Regions from separate parts of the Homo sapiens genome. Here region 1 is linked to region 2. A link is an interaction called in ENCODE POLR2A ChIA-PET data of the cell type or tissue named here. Cell type or tissue: Panc1. All regions are shown on one strand. Region 1 overlaps KDM7A (lysine demethylase 7A). Region 2 has its middle 23 kb from the start of KDM7A-DT.

Region 1 (5,000 bases), 80 kb before region 2:
TAACTTTAAAATGGAAAAAGAAGCAAATGTTCACAATAAACTTTACTGTTTAATCTGTTTATGTCTATTCTGAGAGTTGTCAATTATAATAGTAGCACTATTTACAAACTGACTAGAAAAGTTAGACAACACAAAAAGCAGACAAACTATTCTCACTAGCACAAGAGGATGAAAAGCAGAAAACAGAAGCAAGTGACATCAGTCTCCAACTTGAGTGCTCAAAGATAATTAAACCAAAAGATTAAAACATCAAAGTCTGAAATTCCACCTTTTATAAAGTAGCTTTTGGGTTCAACTATAAAGACAAGTTCAAAAAAGGTTTTTTTTCTTCAACTACAGAATCATAACCTGACTTTTTTTTTTTGGAGATGGAGTTTTGCTCTGTCGCCATTGCATGATCTCGGCTCAATGCAACCTCTGCCTCCCGCCGGGTTCAAGCGATTCTTCCTGCCTCAGCCTCCCAAGTAGCTGGGATTACAGGCATGCACCACGATGCCCGGCTAATTTTTGTATTTTTTTTTTTTTTTTAGTAGAGACAGGATTTCACCATGTTGGCCAGGTTGGTCTTGAACTCCTGACCTCAGGTGATCTGCCTGCCTCGGCCTCCCAAAGTGCTAGGATTAGGGCGTGAACCACTGTGCCCAGCCTAGTTTGCTTTTTTAAAAGCAAATTTTGGGAACATATAATAGGTAACAGTCTCTTGACATAAACTGCATTTTTGAGAGTCAGGCACTGTTACGTGCTTGATGATGTATGCAGGCTTCTAGAGGACTAGATGGAATGAACATTTCTAATATTACCTACGTTGTTCTGATCCAGGTCTTTCATAACAAATTTTTAAGAACATGGATTGTCAGGTTATGGACTAAAGACTCTAACTTGCTAAAAAGGTTGCTGGATGGGGGAAAACCACTTATTTAAAAAACAAAATAGGAGTGACATCCATACACTACTAGAAAAGGGACTCTTTCTGTCAGGTGGCTATGAGTGAATTTACAAACAATATGCATCATATCATATACAAACATGCAAATTATTAATTACCTTTCAGGGTTTCCAGCAAGTTTTTGGCTACAAACCAACATATGGCTTCAAAGAAAGGGAATTTGAAAAGATCTGGTGTTTTTAGCCTTTTCTCCATCTCATAACACCTAAATGAGTTTGAAGAAATTTTTAATATTAATATTAGAATTTCAAAGTTAGATGAAAGTAACCAACTGGAAAATAAAATAACCAGGTCATGATATGTAAGACCAATAAAGTATTTTACATTTCTTAGCAACATCACATTTGGACAAGACTGAATTGTGATCTTATCCAGGTTCTGACTTTAAGGAATTTGATGGTATACTTAAGAATTGTATTGGACTTCACAGAAGATCAGGATCACACTTTGGGATTTGTATCCTGGTTTTAACAAAAGACATTTTTACGAGGGTTCTACTACAATAAATAAAACTGTGTGTTTCAGAAAACACCTCTATGTGTTAGACAACAGTGCAATACCCACCCAAAAAAGTTTTATTTAGGCTCCACTAGGCATTCCAGCTCAAGACCACACTTGGCAAGAATTAAACAGGAGCCATCCCTCCCTCAGGGACAGCTCAGGTACAAAAAGACAAGATCCACACTTGGTAGGTGTGGGAGCTGTTTAAGGCTGCTTAAAGCCTTATGCCCTGTAAAAGCCACTATCTCCCCTAATAACGCCACACACAGATGCATAGCTTCTAGGGATCTCTATGAGTGTGCCAAGTTACAAGAGTTACCACATTCAGGCAAGTCCAGAGATATGGCTTCTTACTAGGTATTTCTAGTTCTCCCAGTCCTGATGCAGTTTATCAATCAGGAATCATTTTTACCATAAGCAATGTTACCTAGTAAAAGTCAACACTCATTAGACTACTAGGAGAAGAGAGTTACGCAAAGGTCAAATTCTCATATAGAGGAGAAACAGCTATTAATCCTTTACCTGCAGCAAAATTAAAGCAGGTGTTTTGATAGCAGTCCTGACTTACGGTTGCTTTTTTCTAGCACCATATGTCACATCTGAGTCTGACTAGATTTTGTTCATCTCCCTCACTGCAAAAATAGCCAAAGAAGAACACATACATTTTCACAAAATTTTGAAATTTGGAATATTATCTGAATAAGTTCCCTTTTGTTGTTGTTGTTTTAGATTTGAAATGCAAATTATCCTCCTGGCAAAATTTTAAAATACTACTTTTGTTAAAAGCTTCTATCCCTAATAATATCTCAGGGACTATTTCCATGGAATCTCAAATAAAATAAGCTATTGATTTTTTTTAAGTTAAAAAAAAAAGTATCCTATTTTTAAAAAGGACAAAAGGTCATTTAAATACTGATGACACAAACCTGAGCTGCATGCCAATGTTAAGGTTGTGCAGGAAGTTCCCCCCAAAAGCCATACAGTCCTGAGAAGTGAGCACAGCATGGATCCACCCTAAAATGGTTGAAAATATATAAACCAGTCATTTTTCAATATGTAAACTAAACCAATAGGATATCTACCTGTGAAGTAACTCAAAATATCAATATCAGTTTACTTCATATTTCAGTGCTAGAGAAGTTAATGTTTATTACAATCTATAGATTTAATTATTTATTAAATGCCTATTATATGGTAGGCTCTATGCTGAGTTTGAGAAATAAGGTGACGGTTTTTGTAGTTGTTACTGTATTTGTTTTTTTCTTTTTAAAAATAGAGATGGGGTCTCACTTTGTTGCCCAGGCTGATCTCAAACTCCTGGCCTCAAAGTCATCCTCTCACATTGGCCTCCCAAAGTGCTGAAATTAAGGCGTGAGCCACTGTGCCCAGCCTGTTTTTGTTTTTTAGCTTAAAAACACAACCCAACTTTATATTAAAGATTTTACTCTTTGAGACCAGCCAAATCTGGTTTGAATTAGAAAAGCACATTTTCCATTAGAGAACACACTGGGATTGATGGGACACTCCATCGCCCTGGTGTCATCCTGAAATCAGTGCCCCGAAAGGACTAAGCAGAGGAGGATCAGAGGAGTCAACCTGAGACCTGACTCTGTAGAAGGAAAAGGTAGATTACTCACATTTAATTATGAAGGGTTATGGTCCTACAAATATAGGTGTTGCCAAAAAATGATATTTTGTATTCCCATACAAATGCTTACAAAGTGAAAACCATTTCTAAGACATGACGTCTAACTTTTGAAAAAAATGTTGGCAGACTTCAAGACTTCACCAGAAATAAATACAAACACATATTTGTATGCAAATTAGCTTTTAAAATACACAAATCCCGTTTTCTTTGTATTTTTCATCTTTTGACCCCTCACTGAACTGTAACACAAAACAAAAAACCCTCAAAGGACTCACTTTCAAGTGTGCCCATTGCTGTGCTCAAAGGCACAAAGCCTTGAGCTTGACCTTGAAACCACAAATTAGCAGTCTGTGCCAACTCCAAATCCTACACATCAGTGGTTCTCAATAGCGGCAGTACTGCCTGTTCAGGATGTTTTGGAACGTTTAGGGGCTTTTCTGATTGTCACAATGATCTGGGAGCACTACTGGCATTTTGTGAGTGGGAGCCAGGAGTACAATATGTGAGACAGTTCCATACAAAATGAAATTGTCCTGCATCACTCGGGACTGCCAAATTTTCCTGCGCATTCATATAGGTACAAAGCCTGTCCTATTAACTATCTGAGCCTAGAAATTAGAACTCCATTATTATATATTATTATATATATCTGTATATACAGACACCCACACACAGTATATTTTCATGGTTTTGGCACAATTTCCTGAAACACAAAAACTGTACTGTAGTTTGGAAGCTTATCAGTCACTAACAACCTTGGGAAAAGAATTACATTGCCTACAGCAGTGGTTCTCCAAATATGGTCCCCATACCAGCAGCACCTGAATCAGCCAATAACTTGTTAGAAATGCACATTCTCAGGCCCACTCCAGATCCACAGAATCCGAACCTTGGCCATGACGTCCAGCAATCTGTGTTGTAACCAGCCCTCCATGTGATTCTGATATTCCAGGAAGTATCAGTACCTACACCAGTGCTACTGATAGAATTTGTGTTGCCACTGACACACACCTAGATTGATTTCCTTCCTTATGCAATTACTATTTCATTCTGTTCTCTAATGCTGCTGTGCCTAGACAGGCACATACTGAAATAGCATTTCATTATAAATTACCTTTTTATTTCTTCTTTATATTCTAGTTAGGACATTAAATCAATTTAAAAAATTATTCTATGAATGTCAATTTATGATTTGAAGAATCATAAATGTCAATTTATGATTATATTAGAAATACCTAACATAAAAGCAAGAAGTAGGAAGATTTAAGGGAGGGGCATTCACAATGTGAATGAGCCCATTCACAATGAAAATACTGTTACTAATCTAGGCAAATATTCTGGTAGTTCTAAGGCATGTCTTCATTTATTCAACATACATTTGTTATTATATACACCAGAGGCAAGGCTTTCAGCAGGACCTGCAGGGACAGATCCCTGTGAACTTTACAGTCATTAGGGTCACCAAAACCAGCACACAGTTCTCGAAACCACTGGTCTGGACAGTCTATACTCTACATTCATTTACATCTCAAAATGAGAGGCCTGATACCTATACTTGAGGCTACAGCTAAGGCTGATACTCAGTCCTTTCTTTGAGGGTCTCTCAAGACACACCCTATGCTGTCCTAACTGTCCTGGGACAGCAGCCCAGATTCTTACAGGCTTGGTTTTTAACAGCAATGGAGAGCTGACCATAGTTAAGACTATCAAAATTAAAAACTTTTGTGCATCAAAGGATATTATCAAGAAAGTGAGCAGATAACCCACAAAATGGGAGCAAATTATTTGCAAATCATACATACTGATATGGGTCTAGTACAGAGAATAAAGAATGCTTACAAACTCAACAATTAAAAAGGACAACCCAATGTTAAAATGAGCAAAGGGTTTGAATAGACATTTCTC
Region 2 (5,000 bases):
AACTATACACAGATTTAACAACAATCTATATAAATACATTCCACAAAACCCAAACAAAATGAAACCCAACTCGAATTTCCTTAGCTGGATGCCCACAGTGCCTATGGTCACTTGTTCAGTGCTAAGAGGAGGATAAATGTGATGGAGAGTGAGTCAGACTGGAAGGAGAGGGCCATCTTAGCCAATGGCGGTTAAGCTGCCTTTTAAATGAGATTATGTAACCTCGTTGCTGGGACCCCTCCTAGAACACTGGAAGAAGCCCCAGCAAGTGAGAGGCCCTGAAACCTAAGCTTCATTAGCTTGGTGGTACCTCTGCCTCTGCTCTAGAACTCTCTGGCTGTTTCCACTGCCCCTCAATGACTCCTACCTGGGGTTGAACCCAAGGGTTGGGGGAAAAGTGGGGTGGGTGGCTTCTCTATGCTCACTCTGGCAGGCTCAATAAACCAATAAACGTACAGAGCAAGGACCTTGCATTTTCTCTTCCAGGCTTCTTATTGGAAAAGAATTACACCCTTGGGCTCGTCTTTCTTTTTTTCTTTTTCTTTTTTTCTTTTTTTGAAATAGAGTCTCGCTCTGTCGCCTAGGCTAGAGTGCAGCGGTGCGATCTTGGCTCACTTCAGCCTCTGCCTCCTGAGTTCAAGCGTTTCTCTTGCTTCAGCCTCATGAGTAGCTGGGATTACAGGTGTGCGCCACCACACCCAGCTACTTTTGTATTTTTAGTAGAGACAGGGTTTCACCATGTTGGCCAGGCTGTTCTCGAACTCCTGACCTCAAGTGACCAACCTGCCTCGGCCTCCCAAACTGCTGAGATGACAGGTGTGAGTCACTGTGCCTGGCCTGATAAGAACTATTTTCTAAACATGACCACAATACCATTATCAACTAAAACCTATCAGAAAAGAATTATACCCTTAGGCTCATCTTTTTTTTTTTTGAAGTGGAGTCTCACTCTGTCACCCAGGCTGGAGTGCAGTGGTGCGATCTCGGCTCACTGCAGCCTCCATCTACTGGGTTCAAGTGATTCTCATGCCTCAGTCTCCTGAGTAGCTGGGACTACAGGCCTGTGCCACCATGCCCGACTGATTTTTTGTGTTTATATTAATAATAGAGATGGGGTTTTGCCATTTTGCCTAGGCTGGTGTCCAACTCCTAACCTCAAGTGCTCCACCCACCTCAGCCTTCCAAAGTGCCGGGATTACAGGTGTGAGACACCATATCTGGCCTCATCTTTCTTTTTCCTATGTGCCCTGTCCTTCTCAGAGACATTAAGCCCCAGTCTCTTGTCCTAGCACTAATAGCAAACAAACACAAAAACAACCCAAAAAAACTGCTGGAAAAGAATCCTTGCTGACTTATCAAAAAGGAAAATACAGCTGTATCTCAAAAATGATCATTCAGCTACAGAATTATTCCATAGGGGTTCACATAGAATAAGGGTCAGGACTGGAACCCAGGTTTGGAAGCTGCAGGGAGGCAGATTTAAGCTGGAAAACTAGAATGAGGATATTCATTCACACACCAGATAAAGTTTTGAATTAGATGACTTTCGAGTCTCCACCTTATCCCACGTTCTCTAATATTTTCACTGTTAGGATGGCAAACACACCACCAGCTTTAACACATCTTTTATTTTAACAATGTAAAAATAAATTATCATTCAAAATATACTTCATAACTTGGAGCTATTGCTAAGTAATTTTCCTTTAAAATTTTATCTGGAAAATATCTGATATGATTGAAAGACAAAACAAAAACAAAAATTCCCTAAGCTCCAAGATTTAAAATTTGAGAAAAATGTTCCAGGTCTCAGTATGAAATGATCCAAAATAGGCAATATAATTTTCACATCTCTTGGAAAAAATACTGAGTCATATTGCCCACCCACATCCTACAAAAATAACAGAAATCCAATGATTCAAGCAAGATACACTCTGTCATTGTCTGAAGCAAACATTTGAGTCATTCTGGAAAATTAGGAGCAAACCCTTGTCAGTGACAAAAGTTTTTAATTCCACGTCCCAAGGAAAATTTTGCAATGACAAGTTCTTTCCAGCCCCAGACATGCCTTTTCCTTGCACCCTGGAAGACCTTAGGGCTGGATACCGCCCTCTCTCCCGAGAACAACAAACATCACGTGTGGAGCAGGCTGCGCTGAATGGGTGACGTCATTCATTCACGCAGAGCACAGCCATACATCCAGCGAGCAGTGCTTAGGACTCCATCAACAGTCCTAGGGTGAGGCCAGCAGGCGGGAAAGGCTTCCTAGAGACCCTCACAGCCCATAGGACCAATGGAGGCCCTTCCTCATCCACTCTGAGCGCCTTGTCCTGCAGTCTTGTCTTTTCTGTTCTCAGAAGCAAGAGCCTAACCCTCTACCTGTGATTTTACAACTCCCTCCCTCTCTATCTCATATCCCTTTTCCTTGCTTGTGTTCCTTTTATCTCCTGCTCCCCATGAACTCCTTTTTTTTTTTTTTTTTTTTTTGAGACAGGGTCTTGCTCTGTTGCCCAGGCTGAGGACTACAGGCATGCACCACCATGCCCTGCTAATTAAAAAACCAATTTTGGCCGGGTGCAATGGCTCACGCTTATAATCCCAACACTTTGGGAGGCTGAGGTGGGCAGTTCACTGGAGGTCAGGAGTTCGAGACCAGCCTGGCCAATATGGTGAAACCCCATCTCTACCAGAAATACAAAAATTAGCCGGGCATGGTGGCAGACACCCGTAATCTCAGCTACTCAGGAGGCTGAGGCATGATAATTGCTTGAACGCAGGAGGTAGAAGTTGCAGTGAGCCATGATGGTGCCATTGCACTCCAGCCTGGGTGACAGAGTGAGACTCTGTCTCAAAAAAAAAAAAAAAAAAACTTTTTTTTTTTTAGAGACAGGGGTCTGGCTATGTCGCCCAGGGTGGTCTTGAACTCCTGGCCTCAAGTGATCCTCCCGTCTCTGCCTCCCAACATGCTGGGATGACAGGCGTGAACCAATGATTCTGGCCAGACTCCTGTCTGCCTCTTCCTACAAGCTCAGGATTCCCGGTGCATTGCCCAGCAGAGTGTCCAATGGCAGTAACAGCTAGATAAATGTTTGCCCTGGAGAAAATGACAACCAAAACTAAATAAATTCTAAATAAGCTGTCTCTGAGCCTATTACTCCTAAAGGAACAGACCTAGCCTCCCCATTTCTTCCCTGGAGGAATTTTGGTGCTTCCAGTTTTCTCATTCTCCTTCACTCTCTAATCCTTTACCGCTAGGGACATCACTGAGATGGCTCCCCAAATGGCACCAATGGCCTCCTGGGGCCTTGTGCCTGGCTTCCTTCAGCTTCCTCTCTGCAGCACTGGACAGCGACAGCAACCCATTCATTCTCTTTGAGAATTCTTCTTCACGTGAGGAGGCACCCCTGGTTTCCCTTGTAATTCCACCAGCTAATGTCTGCTCGGCCCTTTCACTGCATTGTCTTCCCCTTTGTTGCATCTTTCCCGATTCCTTTTTATTTCCGCTTTCTCAACACTGAAGACCTCCTCCTCTACCCTCAAAGCCTCTACTTGGTGCTGCTGATGACGCCCAAATCCCCCACTTCCCAGCTCCATTCCCACTGCCCCCAGAGCTTTGCTCTCAGCCCCTCAAACTCTTCCTGCCAGCCTCAGAGTCTTCATCTTTGCCCCTAACTGAGGCTGCTCCACTTCCTTAATCCCGTGGCAAGCATCTCTCGTCTTCTAGTCACAGGGCATCAACCTTCCGTCTTTTCTGACTCTTATGTAGGCCTTGCTGACCTGGGCAACACCCTCATCCCAGTCATATGCAGAAGATGAATTCTTTCTTTAAAATTGCTTTATCATCCATCCCCTTTCTCCCATCCCTTGCACTCCTCTAGCTCTGGCCTTCCCTGCCTTTCACCTGGATTCTTGCAGTCCCCACCCCCCAGCATTGTTTCCCGAATTTAAGCCTTTCCCTCCTCCAATTGGGCTCAAAGAACTCTCCCAAAGCACCTCACAGATCTGCTGTGCCCTACCCATGACACTTCAGTGGGACCCCATCCTCCCAGAATAAAATTTACTTCCTAAGCCTAGTATTCAATCTCCCCCAGCAGAAGCAGCGACAACAACAAAAACAACAAAAAATTATAAATAAATCCGGCTCACACCTATTTGATCAGCAGCATTGGAAGCAGAATATAGTGCCTAAGAGCTTGGGCTTGAACTCTAGAGCCAGACTGCACTCTCTAGTAGTGTGTTTTTGAGCAAATTATCTAACTTCTCTGGGCCTCAGTTTCCTTAGCTGCAAAATGAGGCTGAACAATAACATTGCTGAGGATAGGCAAGCATATGTAGATAAAGCAGTTAGAGCAATGCCTGGCATATTGTAATTGCTCAATAAATGGTGGCTAGCATTATTTTTCAACCTGCTCTCCCACTGCTGCCAGACATGAATCTCTTCACCTACTAGTCCAATTGACTTGCTCTGGGTTTCTCCCTTTCTGTGCTTTGCCTATGTGAATCTGTCCATAGGAAATGCCCACACTGCTCCCCATCTCTGTTGATTGAAAGCCCTTAAGGTCAAACTCAAATGCTAGCTTCTCCGTGAAGCCCTATTTAACTTCTCTTTAGCTGGAAGAGTTAGTGAGGCTTCTTTCCTAGTGCTTCTCTTCTTATGCTTATTATTATGGGTAATTGTTGGGAGCAGGCCCCCCAAAATCTGGCCATAAACTGGCCCCAAAACTGGCCATAAACAAAATCTCTGCAGCACTGTAACATGTTCATAATGGCCCTAACGCCCACGCTGGAAGGTTGTGGGTTTACGGGAATGAGGGCAAGGAACACCCGGCCCCACCAGGGCGGGAAAACCCCTTAAAGGCATTCTTAAGCCACAAACAATAGCATGGGCAATCTGTGCCTTAAGGAAATGCTCCTGCTGCAGTTAACTAGCCCAACCTATTCCTTTAATTGGGCCCATCTCTTTGTTTCTCATAAGGGATACTTATAGTTAATTTAATATCTAT

Evidence for each region. Peaks named below come from ENCODE experiments on the same cell type or tissue, not always from the same donor. Only the 100,000 strongest peaks of a DNase experiment are listed, where the experiment ranks them.
Region 1: POLR2A ChIA-PET joins it to region 2 with 5 read pairs; 3 of 35 experiments call an interaction of 5 or more read pairs at or near these places.

What each region holds. Positions count from the first base shown.
Region 1 is chr7:140,118,069-140,123,068 of GRCh38, forward strand. It overlaps KDM7A (lysine demethylase 7A), which reads right to left. Exons shown (of 20, transcript NM_030647.2): 8 at 2,374-2,461; 9 at 1,045-1,151. Among named protein-coding and RNA genes, the nearest start is that of KDM7A, 56 kb to the right of the region's middle. In Panc1, no CTCF peak of the experiment used is centred here; no DNase peak of the experiment used is centred here.
Region 2 is chr7:140,198,256-140,203,255 of GRCh38, forward strand. No RefSeq gene overlaps it. Among named protein-coding and RNA genes, the nearest start is that of KDM7A-DT, 23 kb to the left of the region's middle. In Panc1, no CTCF peak of the experiment used is centred here; a DNase peak (open chromatin) is centred at 2,106; H3K4me3 peaks cover 592 bases.